Linked DNA regions of Homo sapiens: region 1 is linked to region 2. The links are chromatin contacts, found by Hi-C in ENCODE. All regions are on one chromosome and are shown on one strand. Each heading gives the region's core, a stretch centred on a gene start or an enhancer-like site at or near the end of the contact. The rest is flanking DNA. Distances are from core to core; before and after follow the strand shown. Region 1 holds the start of NKX2-3 (NK2 homeobox 3). Region 2 holds the start of HPSE2 (heparanase 2 (inactive)).

Region 1 (6,112 bases), core at 851-3,350, 300 kb before region 2:
CCTCCGCCGCCTTGCAGTCTCCGGCCGTCTCTAGAGACTTCTTCAGCTGGCAGCTTTCTGCGGAAGAAGCAAACAACAGCGTCCTTAGCTGTTCCCGGCCGCACCGCGGCTCCTGTCCTGGAGCACCGTGACCCTTTTTGGTGGCTGCGCAGAGCGTGCGGTAGTAAATGGCTGGACTTTTGGGAACGTTTGTGGCTCCTGGCGCTGTGGGACCCTGAGACAGCCCCAGTACCCAAAGAACGCCCTTAGCAGGCGGAGGCGCGTTTCGTGGAGAGGGGTAGTTAGTGCGTGTTTATTTGGATCTTGAGCATCTGCGAGAGAAGAGATTACTCTGTATTAAATATGCGGCTCGACGTGCTAATGACTATTTTCAGGATGAAGGCTTGCAACTACATAATAACTACAGTATTTGCAAACTCGTTTGCATTCTACTCCACCAAGGATAACTGAAGGTGTGAGGCGTGTTGGTATGAGTGGGCCGGTGGGCATGGGTTGCGCGAAAATCTGTTCTGAGTGTAACGCTTGTGCATGGCTCAGGGACTTGTGTGTGTGTGTGGCTTATAAAAGACTACAAGCGAATGTTATGACGACATCTGTGTGCACTTTGAAAATGAAGTTTGATTGACTAGTTATAGACAGTTTCATGCCGATTTTCGGCTCTGGGAACTATGAGAGCATAGGCCTTGGCCTCTGCCACATCAAACCGCCTCTTGGGGAAAGACTGTGATTCTGTCCTCTTAAATACACTTCCTTGGGGACTTTATTTGATTATCCCATCTCCCTATCAATTCACTTCCCATCCGATGTGAGCAGCCAAGATCTCGGACTCAAGTTCGGCGCGTTTTCTATTAGGCCCGCAGCCTGGGACACAAAGCAAAACGTTACGGATTTTCAAAAAAGGCTGGCGCCTTAGGGATGTGAGAGCTATGGTCGCGCGGAATAGACATTGTTCCCACGCACTTTCCGATCATCTCCTCTCTCTCTACCGAGTGCCACGGGTTCAAGGACGCTGAGCTCCAAGCAGAGAAGGGAGGAAACCGCCCAGCTGGCCTCCACCAAAGTTCCTGCCCCTGCGGGTGCGAGAGACACAGGCTGCTTGGGCTGTCTTTTCGGAGAAGAAGGGGTGGCTGCCCTGGGCTAAGAGAACTCATCTCACCCTAGAGGGAAAACGAAAAAGGTCCAGGCTCCTGCCCTTTTTGGGGGAAGAGCCTTTTGGGGCGGGGGGAAGAGCAAAAATACTGCCAGTTATGAGGACCCAGGCGCTGAGCCCACGTCGCCTCTCAGCATCAGGGCAGCAGTAACCACCTTCCCTTCCCTCATTTCCCCCTTTTGGGGGGAGTAGTTGTCAGGGTCACCTCGTCCTTGTCTCTCCACCCCGGCTCCCTTGCAGGTACCTGCGCTTTGTGGAGCTGTCGGTGACCAGGGCGGAGGCATGGCCCCAGCCAAAGGGTAAAGGGATGGGCAGCTGCGCTGGCAAGGTCTGTGGGCTGTTTGTGTGCGCTCTGCCATTGCTCCAGGTGTGCGGGTGCGTTTTCTTTCCCCCTCTACTCACTTTGGCTCCGGTCCCTCACGACCTCGGGCTCCTCTTCATGTTCCTTGGGCTCGCTGCACGAGTCTCGCAGGACCGTGTGGACATAGCCCTGGGGACACAGCCCTGAATCCCCGTGGCCGTCTGCTGCGGCTAGTGAGTTCAAATAGGACAATTTCTCGCCCTCGTCTTCCTCGTCCTCCTCCCCTCCGTCAGAAAATTGCGTCCCCTCAGCGGCGGCCAGCATGCAGGGCGCAGAGTGGAAGTGGTGCTCCAAGTCCGCCTGCAAGTGCGCACCATGGAAGTGCTGGTGCTGCTGCTCCAGATTCAAAATGTCTTTGACTGAGAAAGGGGTGGAGGTGACCGGGCTTGGTAACATCATCAGGGCCACTTAATTGTCCAGTCCAAATAATAAATCCCGGCGGGGGCGGGGAGGCAGCGCGGCGGCTCCAGCTCTCCTCCTGGACTCCGCCGCTGCTGCCGAGTCGGGCTTTTGACAGACGCGGTCCCACTCCAGTCTAAATCGCCTCCATTGGCCGGGACCTGGGGGTCTGGGTTTTGTTACAGCCACTGCAGGGACTGGGGCCCGGGCTCCTAAGCCTCTGTCCGGGAGATTTGCGTCACGTTGGGGGGGCGGGGCTGGCGCCCCAACCTCCCTCCCTATAGGTTCTGGCTCATGTGGGCCACGCCCCCTGCTCTCTGCGAGTGGGATGTTGCGGCTCTACCAGAAATAGACAAGGACTAGTATAGAGTCCTGAAGTCCGAGACGCTGCGGGCGAGGCTGCACAGATCCGGTTCCTGAACCATTGATTCCCGCGTGGCTGCACCTTCCCGACCTAGGCCAGTTCTGGGAGGCTTGCTGTCCACGAACCAACGCCAGGGAAGGATGCCCCAGGAGTGTGTTTTTTTCAGCTGCTGCGCGGGGCAGGAAAACTTCCTGGCGGGTAAATACTGGGCGCTGGATCCACGAGGAGATGCAGTGTTTTATCTATCTATGGGTGGGCGACATGTCCTTTTTCAACTTGTTGCCTTTGCTCAAGCTTTCTCTCCACTTGGAACATGTTTCTGACACTTAGCCTCCACGAGTGGAAACTGTTCTCCAAGGAAGAGCTCCTAGATCGTCTAGCCGGAAGTCCCCTCTTTCAGGCTCTGAACCTGCAGCTTGTGTTAGCAAAGGACATGCATGTCACTTATCACTTCCCACTTAATTCTATAGCTGTATGTGCCTGCCTGGTCGCCCCAGTTAGACTGTAAGCTCCATGAGGGCAGTGTCCCGGGGTTGCTTTTGCCCTTGTATCCCTGGCAGCAGCCGCACAGAGCAGTATGTGAAAGGAAGATAGAGTTATGACTAAACTTTGGTATTCGACAGCTCTTGCTTGGCCTAGTCAGTGTGTGATCTTCGGCGTTTCTAAGTCTGTTTTCTCGTCTATAAAACGAAGGCAGTAATACCTTTTTTGGTTGTTGCTAGGGTTGAATGAGGCAAAACATGCCAGAATCTTAGTGCACGGCCTCACGCGTGTTAAGCGCTCAGTACGTGTCAACGACTGCTTTTCTGTATGGGAGGTCAAGCAGTGTTTGTTGACTGCATTGGTGGTGCGTGGCTGGAGTGTGGCACATACTGAGAGCAGGATCTGTCCTCACAAGGGAGGTGACCCAGCCTTGGCAGCCTTCTTTTCCACCTATTGAAATCAGGAGCCTGAATGTAGGCCTTGCCTCTCCGACAGGCTTTTAAAATTTCTCTACCTACACGCCTTCTGGCACCTTCATGAGGCCCTGGTTGTTTTCTGGGGGAGTCTATACAGTCCCCCACAGATTCTGGAAACTCTGAGCTGGAAACTCTGGGACCATCTTCTCCCACAATAGGCATTTGCTCGCTACCAGGCCTAGCCCAGTGAGGAGCAGCGGGCGCTGCTTTGAGGGCCACAGAAAGACCCGTGTGCAGCGCTGGCCTTAAAAAAATAGGGAACGGTTCCAGCTCAACCGTGGCTGTCCTCATCCGGCCCCAGCCAATCCAAGCATTTTTTGGCGGTCAGGATGGCGGAGCTGAAAGAGACCCGTCTCACCTGGAAGGGGCAGGTGAAAGGTGCAGGGACGGTGGACATTGCCTCCGAGCGGCATAAGACACCGGCTGGGAGTGGGTACGAGGGTGGAGGGCTGCCACGCGGGTCCCGCAACGGCGACAGGAGTGGGTGCCCAAGGTTGAAGGGAGAAAGAACAGCCTGTCGGGAGGTGGGAGAGGCGGGGCTCTGCAGAAGGGAGCGGAACTGTTGTGGAGAGGCAGCCCCTGGGTCCGCCCGGGGAGCTGGGATGCCGCGCGGGCCACGTGCGCCCCGGAGTACTTAGGGTAGCGGCGGCCCGCAGGCAGTAGGGAGAGACCCTCTGTGGGCAGGGTCTTGTGCTGGAACCGCCATTCCTCAGCCACAGGGGCGCCCGGTGTCTTTCTGCTTTAAATCCTGAAACTATTGACGCCCCAGGCGGAGACCAGTGTCTACAAACCAGGCGGTGAGTCTGCAGAGGGAGGAATGTGCCTGGTTTTGCCGTGGATCCCGAGCGCTCGGGCACAAAAATTCCGAGGTGGGGGCAGAGGGGTGCACGGCACTGCGGGGTGGCGGACCTCGAGTGTGTGTGCATCACGGTGGCCGCCGAGCATAAAAGCAGGAAGCTGAGCTCCAGCGCCACTTCCCCACCCCACCTCCGGGGCAAAACTGTCTCAGGGGAAATGTTTCTGCTCTCTTCTAGTCCCCAGTTTTCTTCTCCTCGGTGATTTCATGATTCTGGAAAAAGAAAAGGAGAAAGGCTATCGAAACAATCTCTCTCTCCCCAGTTTCCAACCGAAGCCTGCATTTCTCCTTGTTACATTCCCTTGCTTCCCATCTCGCTTCGCTCCTAGGCCTTTCATAAATCTAGCCCAACAATCCAGGTCTTAAAACTGCGACCAGGACAAAGCGCCCCTCCAGCGCCTGATCGCCAATACACGCCCACAGACGCTCTGCAGCCGCCGGAGCCCACCAGGGCGCCTCTGTGAGCTCATGCAGGGGGCTGTCTCCTCCCCACCAGCCGGCCCACGGGTGCCCCTCTACCCCAAATTCCGCCGCCCCAGCCGCTCCCGGGCCAGGTACCTTGCGCCAGGCCTAAGCGGTTGTCTCTTGAGGACCCTGGGCAGGTTGCTCCTCAGTAGGCCACCAGGGCCTGTGAGGACTTCCAGGCGAAGGGGCCTAGCGGGCGGCGCCTAGACCTTATCGCCGCTTCCTTTCCTCATACCCAGCCCAGTGTAGTGCTGTTCCAGCCTGCGGAAAACCTCTATCCGCTACCGCATCCCTAAGGTTGATCTGAGTTTTATGCCCAGAGCAGGAGTTTGGGTTGTCTCCAGCTACCCCCTCAGTATTGTTCAGACTCCCTTGGTCTGGTTCCCCAGTGGCGTGCTTCCCCGCAGGGATCCCCGCCAGGCCAATCTCATCTAGGTGGCCTCCTTTTCCCGCGCGCGCAGCCTGTACCCTCGACGGCCGCGGGCCTGAAAGGAGGAGAACTCGAGAGCCGTAGTTGTACAGCAGCAGTCGCTCCGCAGGAGTCTCTTATCAGAGTGGGATCTGGTTCCAACGCCTATCCAGTTACCATCGCCTTCTGGGGCATTTGCATTCTCTTGTCTGAAAAGTAGATCTTTGAAATCCTCGAGCTGTGCTCTACTAATAATAGGTTTTCGTTCCAGACAGTTTAGCTAATTACTGTCAGATAAAGTAAGTATGGCTGCATCCATGGAAGCGTTTGATTTTATTTTAATCGAGTGTATCTGCCTTCCTACCCTTTCATCACCTCATACATTTATACAAGCTCTCTCCCCCACCCTATGATTAAAGATCATCAGTAAATGGTGGCAAAGTCCTTGAAGGGGAAGTGCTGTATAGATGCCTAAACGTCTGTACCTTTTTTTTTTTTTAAGGAAAACCACATGCTAGCCATTACAATAAATGCATTATCAAATGAAAAATGTGACAATTTTTTGAAAACTGTTAAGTGTTCTCATAGCTGTTATTGTCTACACAAAGATTGCTTAATGCACATATAAATATAGGCAGATAATGGATAATTTTAGTTGTAAATGCCACTGCTTATCCCGTTGTCTCTCAACTTTTCAAATTGTCATTTAATTATGTAACCAAGGCTGCAAACAAGTTGAAAGTTATCGTGGCTTTCTAATCAAAATGTAACAATGTAACACTACAATCAGAAGAGATTTTTCTATTAAAGCCTGAAAAAATCATCCTGTGATGAACTCAGATAGCCAAAACATTTCAGGTGAATCTTTTCATTTTTTTAATTGCTCTCCTAGAAGTTTCATTTTCAATGTCAACTTATGAGAGAGAGACTCACTAAATGGGTTTTTGTTAATTTGTTGGTGGTAGTGATGGTGGCGGTGGTGGTGGTGGGTGTGTGTGTTTGTGTGTATGCGCAAGTGTGCTTTGCTTTGGTTTTTTGTTAAGGAATGTTAGAAAGCTATCCATTTTTTTTAAAGCAATTCAGAAGCAATAGCATTTTAATTGCGAGACGGGTGAATACATTTTGTGCTTTTAATGTCAACTAGGTTAG
Region 2 (6,143 bases), core at 1,759-4,258:
CAGAGGCCCAATACTTGTCTTCTAGGAAGTTACAATCTAAGACAAAACAGAGATGCAGATTGCTGTCACCTAGCACACAGAAGATAGGATAGAAACATCAATCTAATATACTGATTACTAATGAACTACTTACAGCATATTAATAGATAAGAGGCAAGACAAAAACCATGATATGGTATATGTGTGGCAGCTATTTGCAGAGTATCTCTGGAGATCTAAACCCAAACTAAACCAAAGCACCAAACAATCAAATCATCTTAGAGACCAACGAGGGCTAACCTCTTAAATATCAGTTATTTCTTTCCCCTGATGTCCTCTATAGAATGACTTAGAATTTCAATGGCTAGACTAGAGAAATGGTTTTCATCAGGAATTAAGAAAACAAGCACTTTGTTTTGTTGGTTTTGATTTTAATACCACATACAGATTCTGATGAAAACATTAAATACTACTTAGTTAGGCCAATAAACCATTATAGAGTAGTTAGGTCAGTAAGCAAAAATGGTGAAAATTCATAATTATGTGCATTCTCATTATACTCAAGTTCATTCTTGGTCACAAGAATAGGTATTTTTGAAAGGTATTAATTATAGACATCTAGTGGATATACGTATTCAAATTGTCTTCCATTGGTCCCAATTAACATGGCTTCTAAAAGTGCATTCACTTGTAAGCCAAGGGTATTTTAGGCCCTTGGAAAATCTGGCTCATTGTTAAAAATATATAATTTTAAAAATTCTTAGTATAGCAAATGAACTAATGGCTTTACACGTTAAGTATTTTTTGAAGGAGATGGCCAGGAAAATGTTAATAACTGGGAAAACAAATTATTGAACAGAGACCCAAAACATAATTTACTATGACAAATAAAAGTATTTATTTTTCACATTGTTCTGGAGAGGGGCATATTATTTCAGTGTGTTGAGCATGATTGGATTTACCATTAATTTACTTCACAGAATTTATTGAGTGCCTACTAAGTGCTCCAGTCTGGGAACACAAAGGCAAAAGTGTTTGCCCGCCAGGCTGTTGCCATCTCTAAGAGGTGCTCAATACATACTTAAAAATTACAAGAATTTCGACTGAAATTTATGTCACACCACACACCCATACACAGACACACACACACAGTTTAAAGGATCTAGATGTCTTAGAAATGTTCAGGAACTGAAGGAAACAGGCCTTAGGGCTGGAGCCAACATCCAATACTTCACTATGTAACAGCTTGATTTAAAAAAATCATCTTTAAATAATATGACTTGCATTTGCTTTCTCCCATATCCTCATCTTATGCAGTCCTATTTCTAGAAGGTCGTCATGGCGCTTCACAGATGAATGCAACATAATCTCGATTTCCTGGGTGCTTAGGTTGGTAGAGGCTTTTCAGGGAACTTCAGTTGAAGGTCATCTATTCCAGCTGTTTTCAGATTTGTTAATCCTGGTCTGGGTGGAGGTAAGAGGATACAGGTTGCTATTACAGCGTTTGCTGGGCTTTAAGACTAACCCTTGTCCATCCACTTCTGGGGAAAACCCTTGCTCTGCATTTTAGGGTTTTGCTTGTTTGATACCAAGGAGGGCCCTGGACGCTTCTGCGTTTCTGACTGCCCGCACTACATAAAGTAGTTCCCTTCATCTGCCAAGTAGAAGTCCCATTTTGTCTCAGAAAGAAGCCGAAAGTGGGGCCCAGCAATGTGACTGCAGCAAACTGTGCCTGATCCCTTTCCCGCGCTTCAGGATAGGACCTAGAGTTCAATTTGCAAGCTGTTGTGGGGTGGAAGCTCAATGAGCAGCGGCGGGTCGTGCATCACAGCGGCTTCCGGCTGTTATTCCCCATCCAGGGCTATGTGACTCTGGTTTTGACTGGGGGCCGAGATGGAAACCCGAAAGTGTCACTATGGTCCCATCTGGCACTGTAAAGGCGCACTTCCCTGCAGGAGGGCTAAGTATAGGATTGACCTCCAGGAGGGTCTGGAGGGGGGACTCTACCTGTGCAGCAGAATAGAGTGGCCAAGAAGTGGCACAGTTGGACGCAGAGCCGCCCTGACTATCCAAGCACAGCTCAGGTAGCTTCGACTTGGCCAAAGCCAGCATGTATTGACGCTCCCAAGACGCTTATTCCTCGGTTGCGGGAAGAGCAGAGCAGAGCGAGGGCGCATGTCCCTTTTGGCCCTCGGATCGGAAAAGCTGCTTGACCAGGTCACTATGTTTTTCCTTCTTGCTACTCTTTGCCCTATGGAGGTCAGAGGATGCTTCGGTGTGGCTATCCAACGCGTCACAGAGATCAGGGCTCCTCTTCGGGGAATGTCCTTCAGGGCTCTATGCTTTGACAGGAATCACCGCCTCAAGACCCCTCTGCAACTTAACCGCCCTTGGTATTGCTGCTTCAACCAGAAAAGGGCCCTGAGCGGACGAAGTGCCTGACGCTGTCAGGAGAAACAAGCGTGCTGTCGGTGGGAACTCTATCCCAGCGCGTCCCGGGTTGGCGCTGGGGCTTTCGGGTCGGAGTCGGAGCTTGAACCGCCCTCCAGAGCCTCTCAGGGAAGGACGTAAAAACGAGACCCTTTGCTCTGTACCCAGACGGTACAACGGCATGGTTTGGATTCCTCCCTCTGCTTCCTGACCCTAGAGGGTTAAATTAGGAGGGTACAACGCCACCCTTTTCTCCTCCTTCCCGCCTGCTCCCCTCCCCTTACCTTTAAAAAGTTAAAAAATGTCTGCAGTAGAAATCTCTTAAAGGGGCGGTGCCGGTGTACGAGTTCTCTTGGCAAGAGTCACGGGGAAGGCTGGCTAGGGGCGTGAGTTCGCTCCACCAGCACCAAAACACTGAAAAAAAAAATTAAAAAAAATTAAAAAAAAAAAAGAAAAAAACAAAACGAGCGAGCGAGCGAGCGAGAGAGAGAGAGAGCGGGAGAGAGAGAGAGTGTGTGTGTGTTGGGGGGGTGGTGGGAGGAAGGGAAAAAAAGGGGGGAAAAAGGCGGACAGACACACACTTTAGATAAGGACAATTAGTCACTAGCGAGACCCAGTAGGAAGAGAGGTTTAAATCAGAGGGATTGAATGAGGGTGCTTTGTGCCTTCCCTGAAGCCATGCCCTCCAGCAACTCCCGCCCCCCCGCGTGCCTAGCCCCGGGGGCTCTCTACTTGGCTCTGTTGCTCCATCTCTCCCTTTCCTCCCAGGCTGGAGACAGGAGACCCTTGCCTGTAGACAGAGCTGCAGGTTTGAAGGAAAAGACCCTGATTCTACTTGATGTGAGCACCAAGAACCCAGTCAGGACAGTCAATGAGAACTTCCTCTCTCTGCAGCTGGATCCGTCCATCATTCATGATGGCTGGCTCGATTTCCTAAGGTAAGGCAGGGGTTTCGATGGATCATTTAAAATTTTTTAGTAACACCCCCTCAAGCCCTTCCTATCCCCCATTCCAAAGGGGAAAGAAGAAAATAAGCCAAGCAGATCTCTCAAAGAGAAGAAAAGAGGTTTTCCTTCTCCTGGATTGTGTGCTGTGAGGCTGTAACTAGTGATTGAGAAAAGCAATGTTTTCTATTAAGATGCACATGTTTGCAATGCAGAAGGCATTTCAGAAACTTATCAGTTATGACTGAAAAAATGTTGTGCTTACATATATCCACAATTAGCCTTCCCGTCTACTTCTGAAAAAGAAACAAGAGGTTCAGAGCAGTTACAAAAGCGAAGAAAAGGTCTCAAACAACAAAGAGCTGAAAGGAATGGGTATGTGTGTGTGTGTGTGTGTGTGTGTGTATGTGAGACAGGAGAGTGTGTGTGTGTGAGTGTTCAAGCGGGATTGCACGAAACTGGAATTTTCCACGGAAAGATCGTTTCGTCAGTTCTCTCCCACTCTCAGAAAACGAATTTAAGCAGAGGCTTGAGTGGTGGGCAAGTTGGATCGGAGTTAAAATTTTTTATTTTATATCCTCCGCTGTCATTTCCAGACTTCAGGACTTTGTAAGGCGCTTTTTATAGACGGAATGCCCCCCTCCCCCCGCCAGTTCCTCCTCCTTAAATCTCCTGCGGTAACTGCACAGTTTAGCTTTTCTTTAAAGGAAAAAAAAAATCCTCGCTGGGGTCACAGCGTTATAAGGGAAGCGGTAAGAGTCCTAGAAATACTCCAGGGAGGCTTCGGAGATCTGAACTCCGCACCAGCAGATTAGCAAACCCGGAGGTTTGTGATCCCCTTTGCTCTAGGGCTTGTAATCTAATTGGGCTCACACTCTTCCCGGGTTGTTGCAGTTTGGCAGTTAGGCAACTGCGATCCCTTCCCATCAGGGACAGAGTTGCAGTGTAAAATAAGAAATAAATCCTCTGCAATGTCGAATCCAAGTGTTGAGTTTTTAAAAATTCCCTACAAGTTGGAGCCTCAGCTGTGGGTTCCCCTCGAAGAGCCCTCAGCGCTCTCAGTCCCACTTTGCCCCGAGGCCAGGTCCGTTGTGCGTCCTTCGTATTTTTCACTCCTTGCGAAATTCGAGTTTTGCTTCTTGAGGTGCGCCCGCCTCTCAGCTCTTGGGGTTGTCCCCCTGGCCCGGGTCGGGTCTGCGGACGCGGCAGGTAGCGGGAGGCGCCACGTGGAGCGCTCCTTCCACGTGGAGGAAAGGTAGCCGGAGGACTGAGAGGCTGTAGCTGCCCTTGCCGAGGCCGTTTCGGTTCCTGTTGGTGCGGTTGCCGCGAGGGCGGAACAGCCAGCTCCGCGCGGCCCAGCTTCCTCTTCGAAAGCTCTTTCGTGCAGCAGAGCGCGTCTATGAGCTCGTCCGAATGTAGGGTGCAACGGAGTTTTCCGCAACGCTTGTCCCACTTTCATTGAACTCCTTCAGCTGCGCAGACCCCCTTTCCCCCACCAGCTTTCTTTCTTTTTTTAAAAAATCTGCCTGTTCGCCTAATGCTTTCCTGCCTCAGAAAAGAGTCTGGAAGGCAGATTTTCGGGGAAGAAGTCCTGGCGGGGCGCATTCGCATTGGCTGTGCAGGCTTCTGGATGAAAGGTTGTTGGAACTGCCCTTTCCCCAGGACCGGATTCGCGCGGACGTCTCCTTTGCCACAGTAGGCCCACGCGACGCCCTGACTGTGCCTGTCCTGGAGTGCGGTCCCGGAGACTTCTGCCAAACGACCATTCTGGTTACAAGACCCTGGGGTAGCCACGTCTCTTCTCAAAAAACTCTCCAAAAGCAGAGTCTGTTTTTTCTTTCTCGTATCCACCTCCTTTATGATGCTCTTTAACGTCACCATGTGGATTTGGGTTTTCAGAATCTGAAACAGTAAAGCGTTAAAAAATAATTTACAGACCCGGAACTCAACAGCTGATCCCCTCTGCATTATCAGTATCTGCATTGCTCCTTTTCTACTCCTTCCCAAAGCAGCAGCCTTTGGCTTTTAAAAAACCTATTGATGGAAATCCTGACCTTAAATAGATGCAAATGCTATTGTTTTGTGCTCATTTAGTATCCCATAACGCGCAGGTTCCACATTTCGGCAAGCTTCATTTTCCCTAGCGGTTCCAAACGGCCCCAAGTGGGAAAGAAGAAAGATGGAGCCTAACTCGGGGGTGGGGTGGGGAGGAGGATGTTACCTTTCCTGAGATCAGGCGGAATTATTTCAGGGGCCAAAGAGACTTTGCCTTTACTGTGTGTGTGTGTGGTGGTGGTGGTGGTGGTGCGGGAGTGGAGAAGTGTTCTTGGAAAGGCGAGGGTTTACCCTGGGGATCTCTCCGTCCGGGGATTTGGGAAACAATGCAGTTTTTACAATATAGTGAAAAAGGAAAATCAACTCGGACATTAAAAGAAAGAAAGTAGGAATCCACTTAAGCTCAGGCGCCGGGCCTGGTCTGAGAGAAACAAGGCAGGTTTCACCTCCTGCACGGAGGTTTGTGGGGCCCCTGGGGCTGCGGAGGCAATGCCGGCTTTCAGCATACAAGTTTTTGGCAACGGTCGGAAGCCAGAGGTAGGCGCGCCTAGCGCGTCTCCGCCCGGAGCGCTTTCCTGGCAGTGGCAGAAGCCGGGCAACTGCGCTTTAGCGCCGTGCTCGTAGCACGTACACCCACCCCATACAAACACTCTATGAACAAACACTATCTGTAGCCTTTAGGAGATCAGGATCTGGGTGTCTGCGGGAGGGGGCCGCTGCGGGCGTCTGGAAGCG

What was found. Hi-C counts contacts between places; a loop is a spot of excess contacts on that map. Pooled maps may share reads with other maps.
Region 1: a loop to region 2 is called in a map of B cell, with 17 times the contacts of the local background. The contact joins the promoter of NKX2-3 here to the promoter of HPSE2 in region 2. A Hi-C loop is called at or near these places in 2 of 168 maps with a recorded cell type or tissue (B cell and naive thymus-derived CD4-positive, alpha-beta T cell), 11 of 37 single-sample maps with no recorded cell type and 13 of 50 pooled maps.

Annotation. Positions count from the first base shown.
Region 1 is chr10:99,528,930-99,535,041 of GRCh38, reverse strand. It overlaps NKX2-3 (NK2 homeobox 3), which reads right to left and starts at 2,100. Exons shown (of 2, transcript NM_145285.3): 1 at 1,553-2,100; 2 at 1-57. The coding sequence starts at 1,910. LINC01475 (long intergenic non-protein coding RNA 1475) reads left to right here and starts at 3,865. Exons shown (of 5, transcript NR_120618.1): 1 at 3,865-4,030. RefSeq lists an enhancer at 1,879-2,770.
Region 2 is chr10:99,232,717-99,238,859 of GRCh38, reverse strand. HPSE2 (heparanase 2 (inactive)) reads left to right here and starts at 3,008. Exons shown (of 12, transcript NM_021828.5): 1 at 3,008-3,347. The coding sequence starts at 3,058. RefSeq lists enhancers at 1,430-1,930, 1,931-2,431 and a silencer at 4,579-4,698.